Regions from separate parts of the Homo sapiens genome. Here regions 1, 2, 3 and 4 are each linked to region 5. Evidence: chromatin loops called from intact Hi-C (ENCODE). Cell type or tissue: B cell. All regions are shown on one strand.

The links. Peaks named below come from ENCODE experiments on the same cell type or tissue, not always from the same donor. Only the 100,000 strongest peaks of a DNase experiment are listed, where the experiment ranks them.
Region 1: it touches region 5 in a loop (4-fold over the local background); 2 of 110 quality-filtered maps call a loop at or near these places.
Region 2: it touches region 5 in a loop (6-fold over the local background); 27 of 110 quality-filtered maps call a loop at or near these places.
Region 3: a loop joins it to region 5, with 14 times the contacts of the local background. A loop is called at or near these places in 28 of 110 quality-filtered maps.
Region 4: a loop joins it to region 5, with 17 times the contacts of the local background. A loop is called at or near these places in 96 of 110 quality-filtered maps.

The regions. Positions count from the first base shown.
Region 1 is chr1:86,739,941-86,744,940 of GRCh38, forward strand. SH3GLB1 (SH3 domain containing GRB2 like, endophilin B1) reads left to right here. Exons shown (of 9, transcript NM_016009.5): 8 at 2,268-2,496; 9 at 3,188-5,000. The coding sequence ends at 3,295. Among named protein-coding and RNA genes, the nearest start is that of SH3GLB1, 38 kb to the left of the region's middle. In B cell, CTCF peaks have their summits at 2,196 (motif pointing left) and 2,402; a DNase peak (open chromatin) is centred at 2,221; H3K27ac peaks cover 921 bases.
Region 2 is chr1:86,962,663-86,967,662 of GRCh38, forward strand. All of the region lies in intron 1 of HS2ST1 (heparan sulfate 2-O-sulfotransferase 1), which reads left to right. Among named protein-coding and RNA genes, the nearest start is that of HS2ST1, 51 kb to the left of the region's middle. In B cell, CTCF peaks have their summits at 2,780 (motif pointing left) and 3,000; a DNase peak (open chromatin) is centred at 2,749.
Region 3 is chr1:86,378,089-86,383,088 of GRCh38, forward strand. ODF2L (outer dense fiber of sperm tails 2 like) reads right to left here. Exons shown (of 17, transcript NM_001366781.1): 6 at 4,843-4,914; 7 at 4,154-4,270. Among named protein-coding and RNA genes, the nearest start is that of ODF2L, 16 kb to the right of the region's middle. In B cell, CTCF peaks have their summits at 2,361 and 2,575; a DNase peak (open chromatin) is centred at 2,383; H3K27ac peaks cover 426 bases.
Region 4 is chr1:86,831,736-86,836,735 of GRCh38, forward strand. No RefSeq gene overlaps it. Among named protein-coding and RNA genes, the nearest start is that of SELENOF, 80 kb to the right of the region's middle. RefSeq lists an enhancer at 2,028-2,177. In B cell, a CTCF peak has its summit at 2,034 (motif pointing right); a DNase peak (open chromatin) is centred at 2,056.
Region 5 is chr1:87,081,338-87,086,337 of GRCh38, forward strand. HS2ST1 (heparan sulfate 2-O-sulfotransferase 1) reads left to right here. Exons shown (of 7, transcript NM_012262.4): 3 at 2,857-2,942. Among named protein-coding and RNA genes, the nearest start is that of LINC01140, 46 kb to the right of the region's middle. In B cell, CTCF peaks have their summits at 3,107 (motif pointing left) and 3,309; a DNase peak (open chromatin) is centred at 3,114; H3K27ac peaks cover 269 bases.

The DNA of each region.
Region 1 (5,000 bases), 340 kb before region 5:
TTGAGATTAGCCTGGTCAATATGGTGAAACGCTGTCTCTACAAAAAAATACAAAAATTAACTGGGTGTGGAGGTGCATGTCTGTAGTCCCAGCTACTCAGGAAGCTGAGGCGAGAGAATTGCTTGCTTAAGCCCAGGAAGCAGAGGTTGCAGTGAGCCAAGATTGAACCACTGCACTACAGCCTGGGCAAAAGGAATGAACTCCTGTATCAAAAAAAAAAAAAGGAGTTCCTGATTGTTCTTTTTTCCTCTCAGTTAAAAGGAAGCAAGCTCATCAACTGAGTGTAATGGTTATGGGGAGAACTGCTGAAATTTTGAGGATGGGCAAGAGGGTATGAAATAGTCATCAGGGGAATGAAAGTGAAAGTGAATGGAGTAGAGAAATGTAGTATCATTGCCAGGTGGCATGTGGACCCACTTGAGGTTCCTAGTCATAAATTGAATGTAAAACAAAGCTTTTCTGTGTTTCTCCTGTTAAAGTAGATGCATGGATACTGAATAGGTAAATAGGTTTTTACCAAATCAGTACAATGAAGTGAGTGGCATAAGAAATGAGAGCATATCTAAGAGTTATTATAATAATTAACTATGGACATGAAGAAGGTGTTGGTAGGATCATAGACCCTGGTAGGCTTGTTGATGTGAGAGCACTTGAAAGAAAAAGGCGATGGTCAAAGAATGGGATAGTAGAAACTATTATTATTGGAAGGGTTGTGGTTACTGGAATTGGTAAGATCTAGATGTGACTGTGGGAATAGGTGGCTGAACTAGGATCAGGTATGAAGTCACTAGAAGAGAAGAGTTCGAGGATCTAAGAGGCTAAAGGGTTGGAAGAATTGTCCATTTGGATATTAAAGTCACCAAGAATTAAGTAAGAGATAATGTCAGTGAGCCAGGTGATAAAATCTTCTAGAAATGAAAGTAAGGGAATGAGGCATCTGTAGGTGATTGCAGTAAGAGATACTGGGTATCTCTTTTTTTAAAGAGTTGGGAATGATACAATAGATGGAGAAAATGTAATATGGGAAGGAAAGATAATATGATAAAATGTAATATGATAAAATATGATAATGTGGGAGGAAAAGATGATGTGCTATAGTTGAATAACATGAAGTTGAAGGATTGGCTAGAATTGTTTAGGGAAAAGAGTCTAAAAACAGTGATGAAGAACATAAGACTCCTCCATTGACCTCTAGGTTCAGTGATAAAAGAGGAGTATGGGAGATAAACGCTAGCACTGGAGGATGAAGGGAAGGTTTAGAGAAGAGGTTAAGGATACAGGGAATTTTGCTGATGACTGAAATGATTTCCAGATGGTATAGTGCTCGTGAAGAGAAAAGAGGACTTTTCTAGTTTAATGAATTTATTAAAACTTTGAATTTTTGTAGATCATTTTTTAGCTTAGAAATGGTTGAATTAGAATGATGTCAGACCAGCTATTTTGTACTGTTTTATATTTGGTATTATTGGGGAAACTAGCCTTAAAATAAACTGAAAATTCTAATTATCTTCAAATTATTTATGAGCACATTAATCACAAAAATCACTAATTTCTAATAGAAAATTTTTCTAAAAAATAGCACAAATGAACTTGTAAAATTTGTCCTATTCTACCATTGAGTCTTCAATTTCATTGAGATAATTAGCAGTCATATTATTTGAATGTCTACCTTCTCACTATGTGTATGTCCTTAAGGGAATAGTATCATTTCATCTTACGTCTTCTGCTTCTCATAGTCATGCTGAACATGTAGATACAAGTAAATAATACTTACATGTAAATGACAATAAATATTTTATTTGAATAGGAAAATGTGATTGGACCAGTTTATGAAAAAAAGGTTTAGTTATTCAAATATTTCTCAAAGAATTAAATTAAGAAAGCCTCATACTTGTAGTATCTAATATTTAAGTAGTTTTTCATCAATATTTTTATTTAGTAATTTATAAAGAAAAGATTAAGAAAACATTCTAATGGAAGTTTTTTGGGGAAAAAAGTATAGCCATTAATTTTAAGTTAATATTATAAGGACAGTTTTGAAACAGACTTTCAAGGATTTATATTTGAATACCACCTGAATTGTCTCTAGTATAATTGGCCCAAGAGGGAAAAGGAAGATAGATATACTTTGTCATTAACGTATTATTAATATCTATAAATCTTTTCCAATGTGAAGGTTGGTAGAAAGTAAACAGCGCCACCGAGTGGTGGTATTAAGGAGCTTTAGTCACTTGGAAATAAATAATTCGCTGCTTTCTTTTCAACAGTTTTCCATCCAATTATCTTAGTAACAACAATCAGACTTCTGTGACACCTGTACCATCAGTTTTACCAAATGCGATTGGTTCTTCTGCCATGGCTTCAACAAGTGGCCTAGTAATCACCTCTCCTTCCAACCTCAGTGACCTTAAGGAGTGTAGTGGCAGCAGAAAGGCCAGGGTTCTCTATGATTATGATGCAGCAAACAGTACTGAATTATCACTTCTGGCAGATGAGGTGAGTATTGTGGGTATGAGAAGGAAAATATATCACGAATTGACATACCTTCTAATATTATAACAAAATGCAAATTCCTCATTAGTTATTTGGAAATGGTTTCATAGATTACAGATAGTTATATTAACATAAAATTTTAATTAATATTCTTTAATAGAATATCATAGAAATATTTAAAACTTTTAACTGCCAAATAACTTGAAGATGTATAAAACTCCCTCCAATAAGATCCTTTATCTAGGCCAGACATGGTGGCTTACACCTGTAATCTCAGCACTTTTGGGAGGCCAAGGCAGTGGGATCACTTGAGGCCAGGAGTTCAAGACCAGCCTGGGCAACATAGCGACACCTCATCTCTACAAAAAATATGAAAAATTAGCTGGGCATGGTGGTGTGCGCCTGTAGTCCCAGCTACTCAGGAGGCTAAGGTGGGAGGATCGTTTGAACACGAAAGGTCAAGGCTGCAGTGAGCCGTGATCATGCTGCTGCACTACAGCCTGGGCAACAGAGTGAGACCCTGCCTCAAAAAACTAATAATAATAAATAAATCCTTTGTTTTTCAGCACAATTGATAATAACGTTTAAAGTCCTTTTGGTGAATAATTTAAACAAATTAAATACAAATCTGATTGGTTTTCTACTTGTTTATTTTTTTAATGTAGTTAATAACTGGAAGTATTTTATTTTGCAGGTGATCACTGTGTTCAGTGTTGTTGGAATGGATTCAGACTGGCTAATGGGGGAAAGGGGAAACCAGAAGGGCAAGGTGCCAATTACCTACTTAGAACTGCTCAATTAAGTAGGTGGACTATGGAAAGGTTGCCCATCATGACTTTGTATTTATATACAATTAACTCTAAATAAAGCAGGTTAAGTATCTTCCATGTTAATGTGTTAAGAGACTGAAAATACCAGCCATCAGAAACTGGCCTTTCTGCCAATAAAGTTGCATGGTAAATATTTCATTACAGAATTTATGTTAGAGCTTTCATGCCAAGAATGTTTTCTTACAAAATTCTCTTTTTATTGAGGTTTCACTAATAAGCAGCTTCTACTTTTGAGCCTCAACTTAAAGCAGAACTGTTTTCTACTGGATTTTTCATTAACAGCAAGCTTTTTCTTTTATGTAAAATAAATCTATTGTGAATTGATATCAGCGACTCATTTATTAGGTATAAATAATAGCCAAAGAATAAAATTAAAATTTATTTTAAACTTTCGGTCTTAAAAAGAGCTGTAGGATATAAACCTCTTTTGTGAAAAGTAGAATTTTCTGAATGCTTTCATAGACAAAAACGCATTTAAACTATGTTTACCTGGTTTTCCAACAGAAATCAAATGATTTTAATATTATGTTTTGATGGGTTATTTTCAGAGTTGTTTGGTTTTTTAAACACTACTGAATGGTTTCTTTTAAATTTAAGAACAACTAGTTCTTGAAAAGCAATACCGTATTTCTCTGATAAATTTGTAGTTAAGGTTCTAGAAAATCTAGGACAAATTTACTTCATTAAACATAAAGTTTTTAAGATTATTCAGTTGGCACAATTTAATGCATAATTGGGATTGGATCCATTTACTGTACTGTGGTACAGTAAAGAGAATGTGTTCTTATTGAACAGCAGATTTGTATACAAATACGGAATAATGCAACTACATTATAAATTGTATACGAACAAAATAAATTGGGTCACTCTGAGCTTACTATTAAAACATTGAAAATTTATTAATGAACACAGGCTATCTTGATGAGGATCTCTGCTTATGAAACACATACTAATGAAATTATTAGTGACACATTGGAAGCTAGAAAATTGCTGTTGGGGCCATTGCTATAAATCATTGTTTCCATGTTAAGACTTCTGTTCTAATTCATTCATTCAACAAACATTTGTTGAGGGCCAGATACTGTGCTGGTCAACTGGGGATACTGTCCTGAACAATATGCACACAGTTCTTGCCCCTGCAGAGCTTAAAGACCATTAAAGGATACAGAAAATTAAGCAATTATCCTATAGTAGGATTCGTGGTGTGATGGGGAAAATACAAGGTACTGTATTTGGGAGTCATGTAACTCCAGTTTTGGGAGTGAGAGAGGGTCTGGGGAAGAACTGTTCCAGATAAAAAGATGTGTAACCAAGATAGCATAGCACATTCTGACAACTAAAGCAATTTACTCTAACTTAAGCATGAAGTACAAAAGTATAGTTCATTTATTGAGGGAATGTTAAGCTATTAAAATGATACTTTTTGGTACTTTTAAAAAAATGAATACTTAAACACCGTTTTAAAATTTTGTGTTAAGAGCTCCTAATAAGAACTTGGTAAACATGTTGACAATTTAACTCACAGTCTAAACTTTAAAAGTAGTAGTTACCCTTTTATTTCTGTGCCATGAGACAAATTCTTCTGCAGTTTTATAGTTGTACAAGATGTTTTGACTCACTCTCAATTGCCATATTCTTAAAGAAACCCTGAAAAGCTGCTCAAGCTGGTCAGTTTTC
Region 2 (5,000 bases), 120 kb before region 5:
GGTGAATTACAAAAACCAACAACAACAACAAAACAAAACTACAGCTCTGAGATTCCTAATGATCATTGAAAAGAGAGGCTAGTCTGTACAATAAGATTTTTTTTTCAAAGTAAATATAGGTTATAGGTAGTTGTAGATAAGTTTTTGGATTGGAACATACAGTTTTATTTTTTTCCCAAGCATTCTCTAAAAGATATGAAGTCATATATCCATTGCCTAAAGTCAGTAAGTTCCATAAGTGAAAATAATTGATTTCTTCAATTGATAATTGATTTCTTCTCTTCCAAGGTAGTGATTCTCCTCTAGTCTTCAACCCCTAGAAAAAGGTGGTAGTATAGAAAGAGGTGGTATTGCTGTATTTATTTTTGGATAAGCTAAAAGCAGGGGGCTAATTCTCTATTAGTAGCTAAAAACAAAAAGTCCTGAGAAAGTTCGAATTTTTTTTCATATTTTTCTGTCAGAAGGTACAGAAAAATTGTGTTTATTAAATCTTTTTTTTTGTATTTTTTTTTTTTAATTGATCATTCTTGGGTGTTTCTCGCATAGGGGGATTTGGCAGGGTCATAGGACAATAGTGGAGGGAAGGTCAGCAGATAAACAAGTGAACAAAGGTCTCTGGTTTTCCTAGGCAGAGGATCCTGCGGCCTACCGCAGTGTTTGTGTCCGTGGGTACTTGAGATTAGGGAGTGGTGATGACTCCTAAGGAGCATGCCGCCTTCAAGCATCTGTTTAACAAAGCACATCTTGCACTGCCCTTAATCCATTTAACCCTGAGTGGACACAGCACATGTTTCAGAGAGCACCGGGTTGTGGGTAAGGTCATAGATCAACAGCATCCCAAGGCAGAATTTTTCTTAGTACAGAACAAAATGGAGTCTCCTATGTCTACTTCTTTCTACACAGACACAGCAATAATCTGATTTCTCTATCTTTTCCCCACGTTTCCCCCTTTTCTATTCAACAAAACCGCCATCGTCATCATGGCCCGTTCTCAGTGAGCTGTTGGGTACACCTCCCAGACGGGGGTGACAGCCGGGCAGAGGGGCTTCTCACTTCCCAGAAGGGGCGGCCAGGCAGAGGCGCCCCCCCCCCCACCTCCCGGACGGGGCAGCTGGCCGGGTGGGGGCTGGCCCCCACCTCCCCCCCTGGACGGGGCGGCTGGCCGGGCGGGGGCTGCCCCCCACCTCCCGCCCGGACGGGGTGGCTGGCCGGGCGGGGCGGCTGGCCTGGCGGGGGCTGCCCCCCACCTCCCGGACGGGGCGGCTGCTGGGCGGAGACGCTCCTCACTTCCCAAATGGGTCGGCTGCCGGGCGGAGGGGCTCCTCACTTCTCAGACAGGGCGGCCGGGCAGAGACGCTCCTCACCTCCCAGACGGGGTCGCGGCCGGGCAGAGGCGCTCCTCACATCCCACACGGGGTGGCGGGGCAGAGGCATTCCCCACATCTCAGACGATGGGCAGCCGGGCAGAGACGCTCCTCACTTCCTAGACGGGATGGCGGCCGGGAAGAGGCGCTCCTCACTTCCCAGACGATGGGCGGCCAGGCAAAGACACTCCTCACTTCCCAGACGGGGTGGCGGCCAGGCAGAGGCTGCAATCTCGGCACTTTGGGAGGCCAAGGCAGGCGGCTGGGAGGTGGAGGTTGTAGCTAGCCGAGATCACGCCACCGCACTCCAGCCTGGGCAACATTGAGCACTGAATGAACGAGACTCTGTCTGCAATCCCGGCACCTCGGGAGGCCGAGGCTGGCAGATCACTCACGGTTAGGAGCTGGAGACCAGCCCGGCCAACACAGCGAAACCCCGTCTCCACCAAAAAAATACGAAAACCAGTCAGGCGTGGCGGCACGCGCCTGCAATCGCAGGCACTGGGCAGGCTGAGGCAGGAGAATCAGGCAGGGAGGTTGCAGTGAGCCGAGATGGCAGCAGTACAGTCCAGCTTCGGCTCGGCATCAGAGGGAGACCTTGGAAAGAGAGGGAGACCGTGGGGAGAGGGAGAGGGAGAGCTGTGTTTATTAAATCTTAAAGCTAAATATCTTTAAGAATATTCTTTAGTAATTGCTTCCTTTCTACACACAGACACACATGTATATTTATTTATCATGAGTAAGTGACAGGTGATTCAGTGCCAATCTGAGTTCCTAAAGGTTACACAGTTCAATTTATTTGTTTTTATTGTTTTGTGATTAGCAGCAATAATGTTAGTAATAGTAGATACACTCTCTTCATATGTGAAGACTGATGATGTCCCGTGTGCTTAGAGCTATTTTTCTAGTAGTCATGGTAGATTTGCACTAGTTTACTCATTCTAGATCTCCTTTAAACATTATACATTTGTAGTATTACTGATAATGTGTGTAAATGACTGATCTGCTAGCCAAGATTAGGTGTGTCTGGGTCATATTTTAAGTGATCCCCTTAATTTCAGACTTGTTTCAAAAAGGATTTTATGCATCTTTCAGTAATAGAGTAAGACAAAGTAATTAGCTAAGGAAATCAGGATGACTGGAAAATGAGCACAATTGAGTGGCATTTTGTGCCTGGTACTTTTCTGACCATCTACTGGCTCTCTCTTGTTCCTTCACCTTACCCTGCTTGGGGGCTTATCTCTGCTTGGTTCCTTACCATTCATTCATTAGTTCCCACTTGAGGCATGGCATTTATCCCAAAATTCTTGAACCTCGGTGGGCTTTTCCCCCCTCTGCACAGCTCCTAAGGGACTAAGGTACTAGGGCATCTTATTTTTTCTTTTGTGGCCTTCCAGAATAGTTCCTTGCTGCCCTCTTCTGGCTGAGACCTTAGGGTGTTGTTGAGCAAATTTTGGTTTTTAATCCTTTAAATTCCAGCAATATTTTGGATAAACCAGTGGTTCTCAAGCCTGGCTGCGTATTAGAATCACTCTGGGGAGTTTTAAGAAAACTACCACTGTGTGGGCCCCACTTTTGGAGGTTCTGATTTAATTGGTCTTGGGGTGGAGGTGGGAGGCTGGTTTTTTTTTAGGGGATTAAAATCTCTAGCCAGTGATTAAGATCTAACCACTAGGATAAATGACCCTTGGAATCCTGAAGGGCTTGTGCTACTTAGATATAGTCCTCACATTTTTAGATATCATAATGGATTTTTAAAAAATAGCATTAAAGTTAGAAATACAGGAGTATTTCTACCCTCTCAGGAAAAGAATAGTTTATACAAGGAATGATATGAATAAGCAATAGGATCTAAGGTCTTTGTAGTGTCTACTAATACCAGAAGAGATTTTGGGAAGATACTTTGTGTTATCATTTGCCTGTTTGGTTTTCTGTTTCTCAATTTTCATTTCCTCTGTTTCTGTTTTAAGGGCCAAGCCACAGGCTTCTGCATGAGTTTGGCCATTGACAGATACTAGCGGAAGATTGGAGGACAGGTAGAAGGGAGAAGCCAGGGTATTTTTTGGTTGTCATGTCTGGTAAAGGCTATTTCTCTGGTAGGGGCTTCTTGTCCTTTGTGACTTTAGCTCTTATCAGAGAGCTCCTCCTTCCATGGTCCAAATGTGTGCTGGAAAATTTCCTGTATTAGTAGCTATGTCTTCTATTAAATATATGGAGAGGTTTCTGTTTTTTTGATTGGACTCCTATTTGATGTACCCTGTAAATACTACAATATGCTTCTCTTTCCTCTCTTCTGTGTTTCTACCTTTCCTCCTATCTGTTCTTTGGTACTTTTCCTACTCCGGTGATAGCCACCTGAATTCTGAACAATATTTATAACAGTTAGGGTTAGGGGGCATTGCTCTTAAATTGGAGTCTCTAATTTTATGGAATGTTCTTTCTAAGTTTTACTTTTTTACTTTCTGAAACTTGTAAAGCATTCATACGATATTATTTCTTAGTTGGATTAGAAACGTGATGGGAAATAAAACTTTAATATGAACTTGTTGAATACAGTTTGTTAGTAGATACAATTTGTAATCATCCTGTTTTGTTTGTTTGTTTGAGGTAGAGGTCTTACAGCCCAGGCTGATCTTGAACTCTTGGGCTCAAATGATCCTAACCATTGAAACCTCTTGAGTAGCTGGTAGATTACCAGCACATGCTACCATGCCCAATTTATCATCTTTTTAATAATGCTTTTTGTTTGTTAATTATTTTGTTAAGAATACTGTTGCAGCTACTTTGTTTTTAACATTTTGACCCATGATACAAATCTCTCTTACTAAACTTTAGTTTGGGTCATTTAAAAAAATAATAGAGTGCATTCCTTTTTTTTTTTTGAGGCGGAATTTCGCTCTTGTTGCCCAGGCTGGAGTGCAATGGTGCGATCTCAGCTCACTGCAACCTCTGCCTCCCAGGTTTAAGCGATTCTCCTGCATCAGCCTCCTGAGTAGCTGGGATTACAGGCATATGCCACCATGCCCAGCCGGTTTTGCATTTTTAGTAGAGATGGGGTTTCTCCATGTTGGTCAGGCTGGTCTCGAACTCCTGACCTCAGGTGATCTGCCCACCTTGGCCTCCCAAAGTGCTGGGATTACAGGTGGGATTACAGCCACCATGCCCGGCTTATTTAGTCTTTGAAGGAGTATTAGGATCTTTAGTTTCTAAAAGTGGCGTATTAACTAGCTCTTTATTATGTAACCATTTGTACTATATTTCTTATTTTTTAATTTTTAAAAATTTCAAGAGCTTTTGGGGTACAGGTGGTTTTTGGTTACATGGGTGGATTATATCGTGGTGAATTCTGAGATTTTAGTTTGCCTCTCACCAAAGTAGTGTACATTGTACCCAATATGTAGTCTTTTATTCCACATTCCCCTCCCCTTCTCCCCCTACTGAGTCTCCAAAGTCCATTACATCACCCTGATTGGTTTTGCATACTCATAATGTAGCTCCTACTTATAAGTGAGAACATAGGGTATTTGGTTGTCCATTCCTGAGTTACTTCACTTAGAATAATGGCTTCCAGTTCCATCCAAGTTGCTGCAGAAGACATTATTCTGTTCCATTTTATGTCTGAGTAGCATTCCATGG
Region 3 (5,000 bases), 700 kb before region 5:
GTCATATCTTGAATGTTTTTCTGATTAGAAATTTCTTCTACCAGATACCCTAAATCATCTCTCTCAAGTTCAAAGTTCACAGATCTCTAGGGCAGTGGCAAAATACCGTCAGTCTCTTTGCTAAAGCATAGCAAGAGTCACCTTTATTCCAGTTCCCAAGAAGTTCCTCATCTCTATCTGAGACCACCTCAGCCAGGACTTCATTGTCCATATCACTATCAGCATTTTGCTCAACACCATTCAACAAGCCTCTAGGAAGTTCCAAGCTCTCCCACATCTTCCTGTCTTCTTCTGAGCTGTCCAAACTGTTCTAACCTCTGCCCATTACTTAGTTCCAAAGTCATTTCCACATTTTTGGGTATCTTTATAGCAATACCCCACTCTCTGCAGTACCAATTAACTGTATTAGTCCATTCTCACGCTGCTATAAAGAAATACCTGAGACTGGGTGATTTACAAAGGGACAAGTTTTAATTGACTCACAGTTCCACATGGCTAGGGAGGCCTCAGGAAACTTCAATCGTGGCAGAAGGTGACAGGGAAGCAGGGACCTTCTTCACATGGCAGCAGGAGAGAAAAGAGTGAAGAGCCAAGGGGGGAAGCCCCTTATAAAACCATCAGATCTCACTCACTATCATGAGAACAGGATGGGGGAAACCACCCCCATGATCCAATCACCTCCCACCAGGTCTCTCCCTAGACAGATGGGGATTCTGAAGATTACAATTCAAGATGAGATTTGGGTAGGGACACAGCCAAACTATATAGGTTTGGATCTGTGTCCCTACCCAAATTTCATGTCAAACTGTAACCCCCAGTGTTGGAGCTGGGGCCTGGTGGGAGGTGGTTGGATCATGGGGGTTGTTTCTTATGAATGGTTTACAGCATCCTCTTGGTGCTGTTCTCCTGATAGTGAGTGAGTTCTTGCGAAATCAGGTTGTTTAAAAGTGTGCAGCACCTCCCTACTTGCTCTCTCTTCCTTTTGCTCCCACCATGTGAGATGCCTCACTCCCCACTTGTCTTCCACCATAATTGTAAGTTTCCTGAGGCCTCCCCAGAAGCTGAGCAGATGCCAGAATCATGCTTCCTATACAGCCTGTGGAACTGTGGGCCAATTAAACTTCTTTTCTTTATAAACTATGCAGTCTCAGGCATTTATAACAATGTTAAAATGGCCTAATACAATAATCCTCTACACATTGGGGACCAATGCTTCTCTATAACCTGTTAAAGGATGCAAATTTAAAACATATAATCCTATATCAAACTAATGCTACCATTATCAAAGATACTATAGTGATTATGGTACAAACACTAACTTCCTTAAAACTTCTGTGATTAACTCAGATAGTTTTTTTAGTTCACATCTAGAATATTATACATCATACTAGTTTTAAAAACTAGTTTAAAAAAACATAATTGAGCTAGAAACAATCCAAATATGTACCAATGTTCAAAGGAATTGGTAGCTCCCCAAATATATTAGGACTCTTCACTTTGAAAGACAAAATCTTAAAGATATGATTATAATCTTTAAGAAGGCTATAGACGAGATAAACAGATTTTTTTACCAAATTTTAATTTACTAGATTTAGGGGGCACGCCCTGACACTAGAGTTACATTAAAGATAATAAAATACTGCTTTATCCAATAAAGTAAATGTATGGAAGTCATTATTCCAAGACCAAACACAGGTTTAGATAAATTAATGACTATAAGAGTCATAAGATAAGTATTATTGAGGACATGTTTCTATCATTGAATGTGATTGTAACTAATTGGCATGACTATCTCTTTGGCATACCTCTTGGTGACATGATGAGAGACGGAATATTAGGCTGGGTAGATGAGGGATGTGATTTAATGTGGTAACTCAGATGCTTTTATTTCAAATTATTTTAAGACTGTGTACTTAAAGTATTTGAGTATTAAGTATCTATTAAAGACTTATGATTTTAATGTTTTTACATTTTCAAAACCTGTGTAATACTGAAATGAATGTGAAATTATCACAGAATAAGTTTTAGTCTCCCATTCCTTAGAAAGCCATTTTAATTTTTAAAAATTGCAAAGGAGTCACAGTACAAGCTAAACCTAGGACTTTTCAACTTAACTCTACAATCATCAAAATCTAAGCTTCTTAACTGCCACTAAAATTGAGATTAAGAAGTATATATTAAGATTTAGATTTGATTTTTTTGAAGAGTGACTAAGTAAACTAAGAGAAGGAGCAATACATTCTTAAATTGTTTTTAAAAAACAAAATCCCATAAAACATAAGTAGCTGGGGAAAAACAGCAGTACAGTAAGTCGACATAAGACAAAGGAACATCCCACAGGAAACACTGTTGTCATTCCTCTAAAAGTCCACACGGTGTCATCATCACACCATGAATAGTTGCTTTCTTAGGTTAAAAAACTTCTAAACATAGAAACTAAATTTTCTTTTTGAACATAGTTCCAGACACGATCTTCTCACCAGATTTATCAAATCCCACACTTATACACTATCAAGGAGTATACTGAAATGACAAATTATTTTTATAATTTAAAAATAACCTCTCATTTGCCAAATGAATGAACACATAAAGCTGATTATCTTCTTTTTCTATCTCCAAAGCAATGTCTGTATACATGTCACATTTTATACAGACAATCATTCTCAGTCTCTTCTGAAAATAAGAAAACGTTCTAATTCTAATTGCTACATAACAAAGATCTAGAAAGAAAAATTGGTGGAAGGCATCTGTGGGATGTTCCCAGAGGTTTATAATGTAAATTTTTAAAAGACTCAATACAACAAATTACTCAACACTAAAAAGTTGAGATTGATGTTGCCAAATTGAGTTCATTGGATTCATACTCAAAAAAAAAACAACACAAAAACGAAACAAAAAAAAACCACTGTCAAACCTAACTCAAAAAGAACTAAATTCTGAACCCCTTAATCACTTAATGCCTTAAATCCAAAAGTGTGTGAGAGAAAATGTAGAAAAATTCATAGACTCAGACAGTTTCTTTTAATCATTTCTTAACAGTAGCATTTTGGTAAAAGAATTTGAATTCAAATTATAGTTGAATTTCATAGCAAAATTTTAGGATTTTAGCCTTATGTTCTTTCTCCAAATTATCATGGTTATAAAAAATAACCACTACGCTTTAAGATAAATTGGGAAAGATGATTATCTAATATGTTCAATCATACATCAGATGTATTCAATCACATGTGTTCTCCTGTATTTACTATGACAGACCACTGCAATACCAAGTCCAGTTCATCTGCAGTGCCCTAGCATACAAAATTTATTATCCCCCATAAACCCGCATTATGTCCCTTTAAAGGAACACACACACACACACCCAAACTCGAGTATGGTTTTGAAACATGCTACAGGCTGCAGACATCTGCTATAATTCAGGAGTGCAAAACCAAACAGAAATCTAACTCAGAAGTCCTCAACACTCAATGGAGTTTGAGTCTCTGTAACCTCTCAAGGTGGGAATATTGCTTCTTTGCCTTTGGCGGAAAAAAAAAAAGAGTTACCTTATATTGTATGATATGCCACCTCAAATTCTTATCTCAAAGTGACTTTGACTCCAAAAGAATAATTAAACCAAAAAATTCCCCTTAATTATACTCCTACAAAGTTGTTTAATAAGGGAATTACTTAATTTTGTGAACATCAAAGTTGGGCTGATTTTAAAATTATTACGATTAGTAACAAAAAATAAACATCGTATTGACTGTTAAACGTGTGAAAGTATGTATGTATATATGTATAGATGGAGAAAAAAGATTGAAATAATGTACACCAAAATGTTAACAATGATTTTGGTATATTTAAATTTATTTTCTATAAATTTTCCACAGTAAATATAAATTAACTATAAAGTGGAAATGATTTTTAAAGTAATTCAATTCCATAAATCCTTCCTAGATTGGTATTAAACAGAGACAGCATTTTTATGTTGAAATTTGTACCCAAACCTTTAGTTAGGCCACAAATATTAAGATTTACCTTAAATATGTATTTCCCATGTCAACAACTGTGTATTTTAAAACCACCAAATTCTAGAACTAAGGAAGGCTTTATGGCCTTTCATTAATTTTATCACTTAAGCTATAAAAATGGATATATATTTATATATAACCTTTACATATTCTTTCAACTTATCGTTCTCGGCTTCCCTTTTATGAATTTGGATCTGTAGTCGTTCATGTACTACTTTTACTGATTGGGAAAAACGGTTTGCTTTCAAAGTATTTGCCTGTAACAAAGAGAAAGAGAAAACCAAAAAAATCCATATTATTTGCTGTATCCCCAGCCCAATATCTTTAATTTTACCCTGATTTAGGCACAATCTAAACAGCTGATAAAAAGCAAAGCACTACTTTACATAAACTGCCGCCCCTATTACAAATGTATTTCATGCCCAACCAGGGCTAAGTTTTATCCCCCAACATTTTTTATTTAATGGCTTTCTTTTTTAAAATTCCCATCTATCTTTCTAAATAAAGGTATGGGTATACCTAAAATGCTCCTACAAACACTAAAATTCCTTAATTTGTTCCCCAACTGAAACACAATACAAATTTAAAACAGTTCCTATATGAAGTGATTTATGCCAAGTATCCTGACAAACACCATAAAAACCCTAAAAAAACTTAATAAAATTAAGATGTTATATTTGATAGGTAAAACCTGTAAAATATCCAAATAATCTAGAATTTCAAAACACTTTTCTGTGTTTATTTCTGAGGAGTTGGGGCCAGGATGGGAAAAAAAAGGGAGTCAATATTAATATAATGAATTAAGCTCAAAAGCTCAAATTTTGCTTACCTTTTCACTCTGAAACAAACAAGAAAGTTCTTGGATATGGGCCTCCTTTTCAAATACCTTCTTCTTAAGATTCTTGAGCAAATATAAAATAAGAATTAGGAATTTCACAACTTGGATAATATTGGCTAACTTTATAAAACCAAGCAGCATGCAAATAA
Region 4 (5,000 bases), 250 kb before region 5:
GATTTCTCACAAGGGAAGCATAAATATGGAAAGAAGAAAACTTGAACAAACCCTTGGGTGTTGAATTGAAATTGGAGGTATTGAAGTTCTTGGTTTTCAATATGTACAAATAGAGAAATAGAGATGTAAATGTGTGTGCATATACATGCATGTATTTTCCAGCTCTGTCAACTGAAAGGAACTGGGAGCAATGAGTACACCTACTACCCAGATGTTGGTTTGCAAACCCCTCTCTCCACCAAAAGGAACCAGGCCTCCTTGGAGAAATGGCTGATTCCAGGATTGGGGCAGGGAAATTACAAGATGAGTCTAGACTATCTATCTTTTTATGGCCAAAAATAAGGAGGTGTTCAAGCAAGATGAGGACATGTTAAAAGGACACAAAAGGCAGCTTGAAGGGGCTCCCACTGGTCAAATCTGCAACAATTCATACATCAAAAAATGCCAGTAGTAATAAAGCATAATCTATTGAACTAAATAAGAAACCCATGAGTCCACATTGGTATAAATAAATGAATTATTCCATAAAGGGGGAGGAGAGAAACTTCCTTTGTGTATTAGAAAGCCTACTAATAAATGTAAAAGGAGTTATAGAGTTAGAAAATCACCATTTGGCATCAGTAATAATTATAGCAACAATTAGGCAGGAAGCATCAAAGGATGCTAAAACTTACGTGTGAAAGTGGGGTAAGTAACAGGAATTTCCACAGTCTCAAAGTTGCTGAGGAGCAGAATCATAGCCCCTCAAAGATGTCTCCATTCAAATCCCCAGAACCTGTGAACAGGACAAGAGAGACTTTGCAGGTGTGAGTAAATTAATGATCTGGAGATGGGGAAGTTGTTCAGGTGGGTCTGATGTAATCACAGGGGTCCTTGTGAGTGAAAGACAGTAGCAACAGAATCAGAGAAGGAGATGAGATGATGAAAACAGGAGTCAGAGTCTGAGAAAGATTTGAAGATGCAACACTGCTGGCTTTGAGGATGGAGGAAGGGGCCAAGGAATAGAAGCTGGAGGAAACAAGGAAACAGATTCTCTTCTAGAGCCTCCAGAAGGAACGCAGCCCTGCTGACACCTTGCTTGTAGCCCAGTGGGACTCCTTTCAGACTTATGACCTTCAGAACTGTAAGATTATTAAAATTGTGTTGTTTTAAGTCACTAAGTTTGTGGTAATTTGTTGCAAAAACAATAGGAGACTAACACCATTACAAAAGAAAAAAAGTAAGTTTACAGTGGAGAAATCTTGACAGATACTATCTTAGTGAAAGTAACCAAAATTAACACCATCAGAAACAGTCCAATAAGGGTGTACTACCAGATAAGATAGTACAATCTTATTGTATGCAATGAAAAGACACAGCATCTGTTATATTTTAACCAAAAAATGCGTAATGAAAAGACACAGCATCTGTTATATTTTAACCAAAAAATGCCTAAACTGAGGCATAAGACAACATCAGACAAGCCCAAATTGAGAGACATTTTACAAAATGCCTGGCATGTAACTTTTTAAAATGTCAAAGTTATGAAGGTCAAGGATAGGGTGGCAATTTACAGATTGAAAGATACTAAAAACAAACAAAAAAAATGACAACTGGAGCAATGTATGACCCTGGACTGATTCTTTGCTACAAAGGAGCTGCTGAGGCAACTGAAAAAATTTAAATTGATACTGGGAGACGGATCAAGGGGAATTCTTTGTACTATTCTTATAATTTTTCTGTGTAGAACTGTTTCCAAAAAAAAATTTTAAGTGGATGATTGTCATGGTAATACGAGTCTTGCGCAAGCCTAATGGATAAAGGATGTCAGAGGATTGGTGGGAGATGGGCAGGGAGTATGAAACGTGAGGCTGGACAAGATAGCACATTTGTAGGATGGAGATAATGGCCTGAGAGTGTTTCTGATTTGACCGGTGAGGCCCTTGTTCCTGAATGGAAATTAGGCTGGAGCCAGCTTTGCCTGAGTCCCTGCGCAGTCAGAGCCTCATTTAGAAACTTGGAAAACATCAACGTGATGATTATTTTAACTTAATATGGCCAGCAGATGGCAGCAGGCAACTCAGGGAAAGAACAAGAGCGAGAGACCTGGAGATGGGAGGCCCTTGGTTGCTGCTTCAGCTCAGCCAGGAGAGAGCAAAGGCCGGCTGGCTCATTGAGTTGTTGGCCATCTTTGAATTAAAGGGTTCCTGCCAGGCAACAGAACCTCTGACGGCCCAACCTCACCCCCTGGACATCATGGCGGAAAGAGGAGGACTGAGAGAAATGTCTTCATTGTGTTTTAAAGAAAGAAACGCTTACTTTTTCCTAGTAATATAAAAAAGAAAAAGATAAGACATCATTTAATGGAACCTGAATTAGATGCGTCGAGAGACCCAAACATTAAGAACAGAAAGAGCTGGATTCACGAGTCATGGGGCCCAAAATGGCATCAAGTATTTCTGAGGCCGGGCGCAGTGGCTCACGCCTGTAATCCCAGCACTTTGGGAGGCCGAGGTGGGCGGATCACAAGGTCAGGAGATCGAGACCATCCTGGCTAACACGGTGAAACCTCGTCTCTACTAAAAATACAAAAAAAATTAACTGGGCGTGGTGGCGAGTGCCTGTAGTCCCAGCTACTCGGGAGGCTGAGACAGGAGAATGGCGTGAACCCGGGAGGCGGAGCTTGCAGTGAGCCGAGGTCACGCCACTGCACTCCAGCCTGGGAGACAGAGCAAGACTCCATCTCAAAAAAAAAAAAAAAAAAGTATTTCTGACAATGATAATAAAAATAGAGCCTCAGTTTATTTACCTGTAAAATGGGAACAGAGTATTTTGCAAATCAGATGAGTCAATATATGCAGAGTTTTTTATAATTTTTTTTTTGAAACAGGGTCTCACTCTGTCATCCAGGCTTTAGAGAGTTTAGAATAGTGACTGGCATGTGGTCAGTACTTAATAAAAATTACCTGCAATTATTATTATTTACTGAACACTTACTGTGGCCCAGGCATTCAGTTAAGTGTTTTATGTATGTTATATTATTTATTCCTTACAACAGTCTTTTACTATATATTTTATTAACTCAATTTAAAAATTTCAGACTCAGAAAATTTAAATAATTTACACATGTACCGAATGCCTATTAGGGACACTGTGCATTCAGTAGGAATAAGGACAGACATGGTCCCTGTCCTCCTGTAACAACCATCTGTCTAGTTGAGGGTCATATAGCTAGCCAGAGTACAGTCAGAATTTGAACCCCGGTCTCTCTAATTCAAAAGCCTTGCTCCTCTTTGGCTGCCTTCCATAATAAAAAGAGTGAATTGGCCGGGCGCAGTGGCTCACGCCTGTAATCCCAGCACTTTGGGAGGCCGAGGTGGGCAGATAACGAGGTCAGAAGATTGAGACCATCCTGGCCAACATGGTGAAACCCTGTCTCCACTAAAAATACAAAAATTAGCTGAGCATGGTGGCGTGTGCCTCTAATCTCAGTTACTCAGGAGGCTGAGGCAGGAGAATCACTTGAACCAAGGAGTTGGAGGTTGCGGTGAGCCAAGATTGCGCCATTGCACTCCAGCCTGGCGACAGAGCGAGACTCTGTCTCAAAAAAAAGTGAACTTTTACGGAATACCCATTGTGTGCCAGGAACTTTACATACTATGTAGTTTACATATTCCCCAACCAATGAAATAAGAATTATTGTCACCACCATTATACATATGAGGGGATATTCAGTGACTTGCCCAAAGACCATGCCACTAAGGAGCAAGCACAAATACGTTATGTATTTGAAGTCCATGCTCTTTCCATGGCAACACACTCTAGATGCTTCCTAGGGTTAGAAGGGATCTGCACCAGCATCATCCTCATTCTGTCCACAAGTTACATCAAAGTCCAACCCAGGCGGGTCATGCAATCAAAAAGATATCTTGGTAGTAAGGATCCTCTGAGATCTTCAGATTCAACTCTTTGAGCAACTTTTTTTTTTTTTTTTTTTGAGACAGAGCTTTGCTCTTATTGCCCAGACTGGAGTACAATTGTGCAATCTCGGCTCACCGCAACCTCCGCCTCCTGGGTTCAAGTGATTCTCCTGCCTCAGCCTCCTGAGTTAGCTAGGATTACAGGCATGTGCCACCTCACCCGGCTAATTTTGTATTTTTAATAGAGACGGGGTTTCTCCATGTTGGTCAGGCTGGTCTCGAACTCCCAACCTCAGGTGATCTGCCTGCCTTGGCCTCCCAAACTGCTGGGATTACCCACGTGAGCTGCCGCGCCTGTCCTGAGCAACGTATTTTAAAGTAGACACAGAAATCCCTATCAAAACTGGCACAGCAAACAAAGGGAATGTATTGGTTAAAGTAATAATTGGTTGATTGATGAAATACTCAAGGAATACTTCAGCTTCAGAAATGTCTTCATTAGGAACGAATTTCTCACTCTATCATTGGATGTCTTTCTTCTGTGCTGGCTCCATTCGCAGTCCATTAGAAAGAGAATTCTCGCAGCTGAGTTCTAACTCAATCTTTGCCACATTCAAACACAAGTCTTGGGTCTGATTCTCATTGGTCTAAATTGGGTCACCTGCTCATCACTGAACCAATCACTTTGGCCAATTAGGGCCTACCCTTGAAGCTGAAGATTGTCAACCTCTCTCACACCTGATGAGATTTAACAGCAGGGAGGGGTTATTCTCCAAATACAATTTGGGGCATCTTTCTACTCAAAGAATGAATGATTGTGGTGGTTGGATGACAAAAACAGCAGATGTCTCCCACACCTACATTCTAATCAAACTGAACTATTTTGTAGCGTCTGAGGCACATTCTCTACTTTCCTTCTGGCAGGCTGTTGGTCACATTCTTCTCTTGATTAGTACACATTGTTCTCTTGGAACACTTGATCTCCCCCTTCCAATATTTCCCAAACAATCCTCTCTGGCCTTCACAATTTAAATACTATCTCCTTATTTCCAATGGATATAATCCCTTCTTTCTCTGAGTATGAACACCTCTCACAGTTCT
Region 5 (5,000 bases):
AAAAAATTGAAATTATATCAAATATCTTCTCTGATCACAGTGGAATAAAACTAGAAACCAATAGCAAGACACATGGAAATTAAACAACGTGCTCCTGAGTGACCAGTGGGTCAATAAATTAAGAAGGAAATTTAACAATTTCTTGAAAGAAATGAAAATGGAAATACAGCCTTCCAAAATGTATGGGATACAGCAAAATCTGTGCTAACAGGAAAGTTTATTGCAATCAGTGCCTATATCAAAAAAGTAGACAAACTTCAAATAAACAACCTAGTGTTGCATCTTAAAGAGCTAGAAAAGCAAGAGCAAACCAAATCCAAAATGAATAGAAGAAATAATGATGATCAGAACAGAAATAAATGAAATTGAAACAAAAAAATACAAAAAGATGAGTAATCTCAGCATTTTGGGAGGCCGAGGCGGGCAGATCACGAGGTCAAGAGATCGAGACCGTCCTGGCCAACATGGTGAAACCCCGTCTCTACTTAAAAATACAAAAATTATCTGGGTGCTCTAGTCCCAGCTACTCAGGAGGCTGAGGCAGGAGAATCACTTGAACCTGGAAGGCGGAGGTTGCAGTGAGCTGAGATCGTGTCACTACATTCCAGCCTGGCGACAGCAAGACTCCGTCTCAAAAAAAAAAAAAAGAAAAAAAAGAAAAAAAAAGAAGGTTTTTTTGAAGAGATAAACAAAATCAAGAAACTTTTAGCCCAGGATAAAAAGGGAGACCTTACAACTAATACCACAGAAATTCAAAGGATCATTAGAGGCTACTATGAGCAACTATATGCCAATAAATTGGAAAACCCAGAAGAAATGAGAAGTCTTGCAGTAGTGTAGACATTATCCAGCTTCCTGGGCTTTTTTCACTTTGTGTTGAAGGGTACACATTGGATGAGATATCATTCATCCTCAGGAGAGGGTTTAGTTTAATATTGACCATCCTTAGGAAGCTTTGTTGGAGGAAAAAGAATACTTGAATTTGTACCTGACTCTTACTTCTGCCCACGTCTTTCACTACAGTATACTCCAAGCTTGTACTATATGATCTTCCCTGCTGTTTAGTTTATATAACACTGTTTTTTCAGACCTCAATGTAGCATCTTTCATTTCCCTCCTACATCACCATGTCCACATTAAATCTCAGCTTCTGGAAAACAGAGGTGAGTTGCTAAATATATCTTAAGCTCACTTTAGCCACCATCTTCAATGCCTTATTCTCTTTGCCTTCTTTTTTCCTCTCATTTTTGGCTGAAATACTAGAACTGATTTTCATAGAACCAAAGGTTTATAGGAAATAATCTACCATTAAGTGGCAGTTATAAAGACTTTTCATATTCAGCATGTAAAGTATGTTAAAGATGCAGGCTCTGGATTATTTAATTTTATATTTTGTTTCTGTTTCATTTGCAATTTGGTATTTTCATTCTGTTTGATGCCTTAGTTGAAGAATTGGAAAGAACATGAAAACCTCAAATCACATTTATTTGGCTCTTTCAGTTTCAGTGGGGAAAAAAATTGAAAATATCTGCTAAAATGACATTGTATACTTTCTAATGCAAACTAATTTTTATCTGCAATTCATTTTTCAGATTTTAATTTAAGGATGTATATGTGTATTGAGAGGCCAAGTAAGGCATATAACCATTTCCATTCTAAAAGCTTCATAATTTCTCTTAGTATGTGAGTTATTAATGCTTCCCCTAAAGATAAATTATCCCAGAACTCTTCCATTTTTCTCTAGTTCACATTCTCTGACATATAGCTATATCTGCACTGTTTCCCCTCCCTCACCTACCAATAGGCCTTTAACAGGAGGCAGCTATCATCATTCATTGATATTATTGAGTGTAGTGTAGTATGAAGTGTTCCAGAATATCTCCATGTGACTACCCCTATTCTATGATGTAAGTGAAAGATTGATAAGTTGTCAGAATTATGCAATTGACAGTTCTGTGTTTGAGAGGCTGAAGTCATAGCTTGCAGATGGTTTCGGTGCGGTACAGGTTGGTGGACCTCACTGCCCCCACTTTCTGCACTCTATCTAGGTTCTAAAAGAGATTCTTAACCACTTGCTATTTATCATGCAGAGATTTGCTTATCAAAAATGTATACCATTTTCCATTGAGAAATTGTATATCACTGCTTTGCAGCTAGTGATACTTAGGTTTATCAAATTCTATATTAACCAGTTTTAGACATATTAAAATATACTTATATAATTTTTCATATTAATTTTTGTGTACGTTAATTCCAATAAGTTAAATATTTAGAAATTTTAAATATTTTGACCTGTATTACATCTCTAATTTTATTAATCTTTTTATCAACAAGCTTGTGATATCTGCTCTTAACTCTTAAATATCTTCTGATAACCATCACCTTTTTAAAAATCATTTTGGTTTTAAATATTACTTTTTATTTGTTGAGTCATTAATAAAAATAAACTTTTATGAACAGCAAGCCTCTGAGAAGAAAACATTTGATATGCTGGAATGTTCCTGTATTGCCTGCTTTAGCATGTGTGTTGGCAGGGTGTAGATACATACACCCCCACAACGACCCTCCTCCCACCCTATGTAAATGTACTCACTCTACAGCATTGTAAAGGATTTCATTGTGCCATTTTGTTTTCAGAATCATCTTTCACTCTTTTGTGAGTATAATGATAGTAGCTGTCTCTATGATGAATTTTAATAGTTACAGATTACAGTATACTTTCCTTAGTCCAAACCTGTGTTTCAAGCTCTGTAAAAGTGGTTTTAGGTTTTTAAATTCCTATCTTGGAAATATTTTGCTATCATCAAATTTCATTTTCTTTAAATTGTATATAATGAATGTGTTCTCCCTTTTTAGGTGCGCTTTGTAAAGAATATAACTTCCTGGAAAGAGATGAAACCAGGATTTTATCATGGACACGTTTCTTACTTGGATTTTGCAAAGTAAGTTACACTGAAATGACACGCTAAAGAATGCTTTGTACTCTAGTAACCTAAAAAGGAATAAATTCATTAAATTGTTATGATTTTCTAATAAAAGAATGTACTGTCTTGCCTTTGCCAGTTTTAGATCTGTAATTTAAATATACCTTCTTAGTGTTTTACTGCCCTCTAGTGTTCATAAATTGGCAATTCTTATATTAATTACATATTAGTTATTACTCTTTAAAGTTTATTATTATTGTGTGTATATGCCTTGTACAACCAGAATGACACTACTTCAGGAGAGCTCAAGTTATAACCTAGAGGCCAGATTATGACTTACCACATCATTGAGAAAGCAAAAAAGCTCTCACTAAGTTATTGGTGCTCCAGTGTGTCTGCTTCTCACCCAAGACATACTGAAGTGTACACTTTCCCTTGGGCTACCTTATTTTAGCTTTAAAATTATGATGTATTACGAGGCTTTTTTAAAAAAAATTCATGATTTCCTCTCTCACCCCCCCTCTCCTTCTCCCTCTCTCCCTCTCTCCTTCTCTCTTGCTCTCTCTCCCTCCCTGTCACTCACTCACTCACTCACTCACTCACTCACTCCTGGACTCAGGTGATCCTCCTGCCTCAGCCTCCCAAAGTGCTGGGATTATAGGCATGAGCCACTGTGCCCGGCCTCTGTCATATTAATAGTTCTCTCAAGAAGGGTTCAGAAAACTATATGCCTACTCACAGTATTCAAGTACTATGTGGCTTTCTGTACAGTCTGTGCCACATTATTAATCAGAAAATTAATTAAACTTAATATTCCAAACATAACAGTCTTATGGATACATTTGAACTTTTTTGGTAGTACACATAGTACCATTGTAGTAAACCTCAAATCCAAATGTTTTCCCTAAGATTCTGCATTAACTTCAAAAACACTAAAAAAATTTTTTTTATTATTTAGCTTAGACATGTTTATTCAGTTTTTAAATTAGCTATTATGATTTCAGAGTAACACACCTTGATATATTGGTCAACTTTAAAAGGCATTTTTTATAAAATTTAAAATAAAAGTGATATCCCACTCTCAGTTTTACTTAATTTTGAAAAGAAAAAGTAGAATGAAGTATTACTGATTCAAACTGATAATCTTAACTTTTTGGGAAATCATGTAATTAAAAAAGAATCACCCAAATATTACATACATAAAGTGATATGTTCCTATTTCTAGTTCCTCTCATAGTACTCAAGATCTTTCAATCAAATTGTAGCTCTAAAGTTAGATGTATGTTTTTCTATAAATAATTCATACTGCAATATTGAAAATATTTTATAGGCAGCTTTAAAATAAACTAATTATTTTTTTCTTTGCATAGGCATTGAACCAATTTCATAAGCTTCGTTCATGTGCATATTTTCCCTCAGGGCTGCATTATCCTTGAATTGAATGTTTGTTACCCTTTCACCTAAATGATTTATTCTTTCCACACACAGCTTGGTTTCTAATAGTCTAGGTTTTCATTATTAAAATTATAAATTGAGTGCTTTTGCTTTTGGCAAAGTCTTATACTTAGAACAAAGCTCTGATATATGCTGAGGTTCTTGTAGTTGAAAAAATAAGGCTTTTTGAAGAGATTAATCTCATTTATTAAATGCTGACATGAATTTTTAAGCGTTTGAATATTTTCATAGTGAGTCTTATGTTATTTGAAGGGAAAAGTATTGTGAAAATTTTTCATAGATTTTTCCAAGATTTTAAATACCTAAACAAAATCAGCCTAGGTGAAATGTATTTTGATGTATCTATGTAATCAAGAACTGTTGTAGATGTAACTAGTATCCTCAAATATCTTTTAGCTTAATAGCCATATGCTCCATAAATGGGGAAGGAAAAGGAAAGAAACATCGCCTTACCAATTTTTTAGATTACAGTCGTTCCTGGGGTATGTCCAGGGTATTGGTTCTCGGACTGCCTGAGTATATAAAAATCGCATACTCAAGTCCCTCCGTTGGCCCTGTGAAACCCACGAATTTGAAAGTCACCCCTTGTACACGGGTTTCACATCTCTCAAGTACTGTATC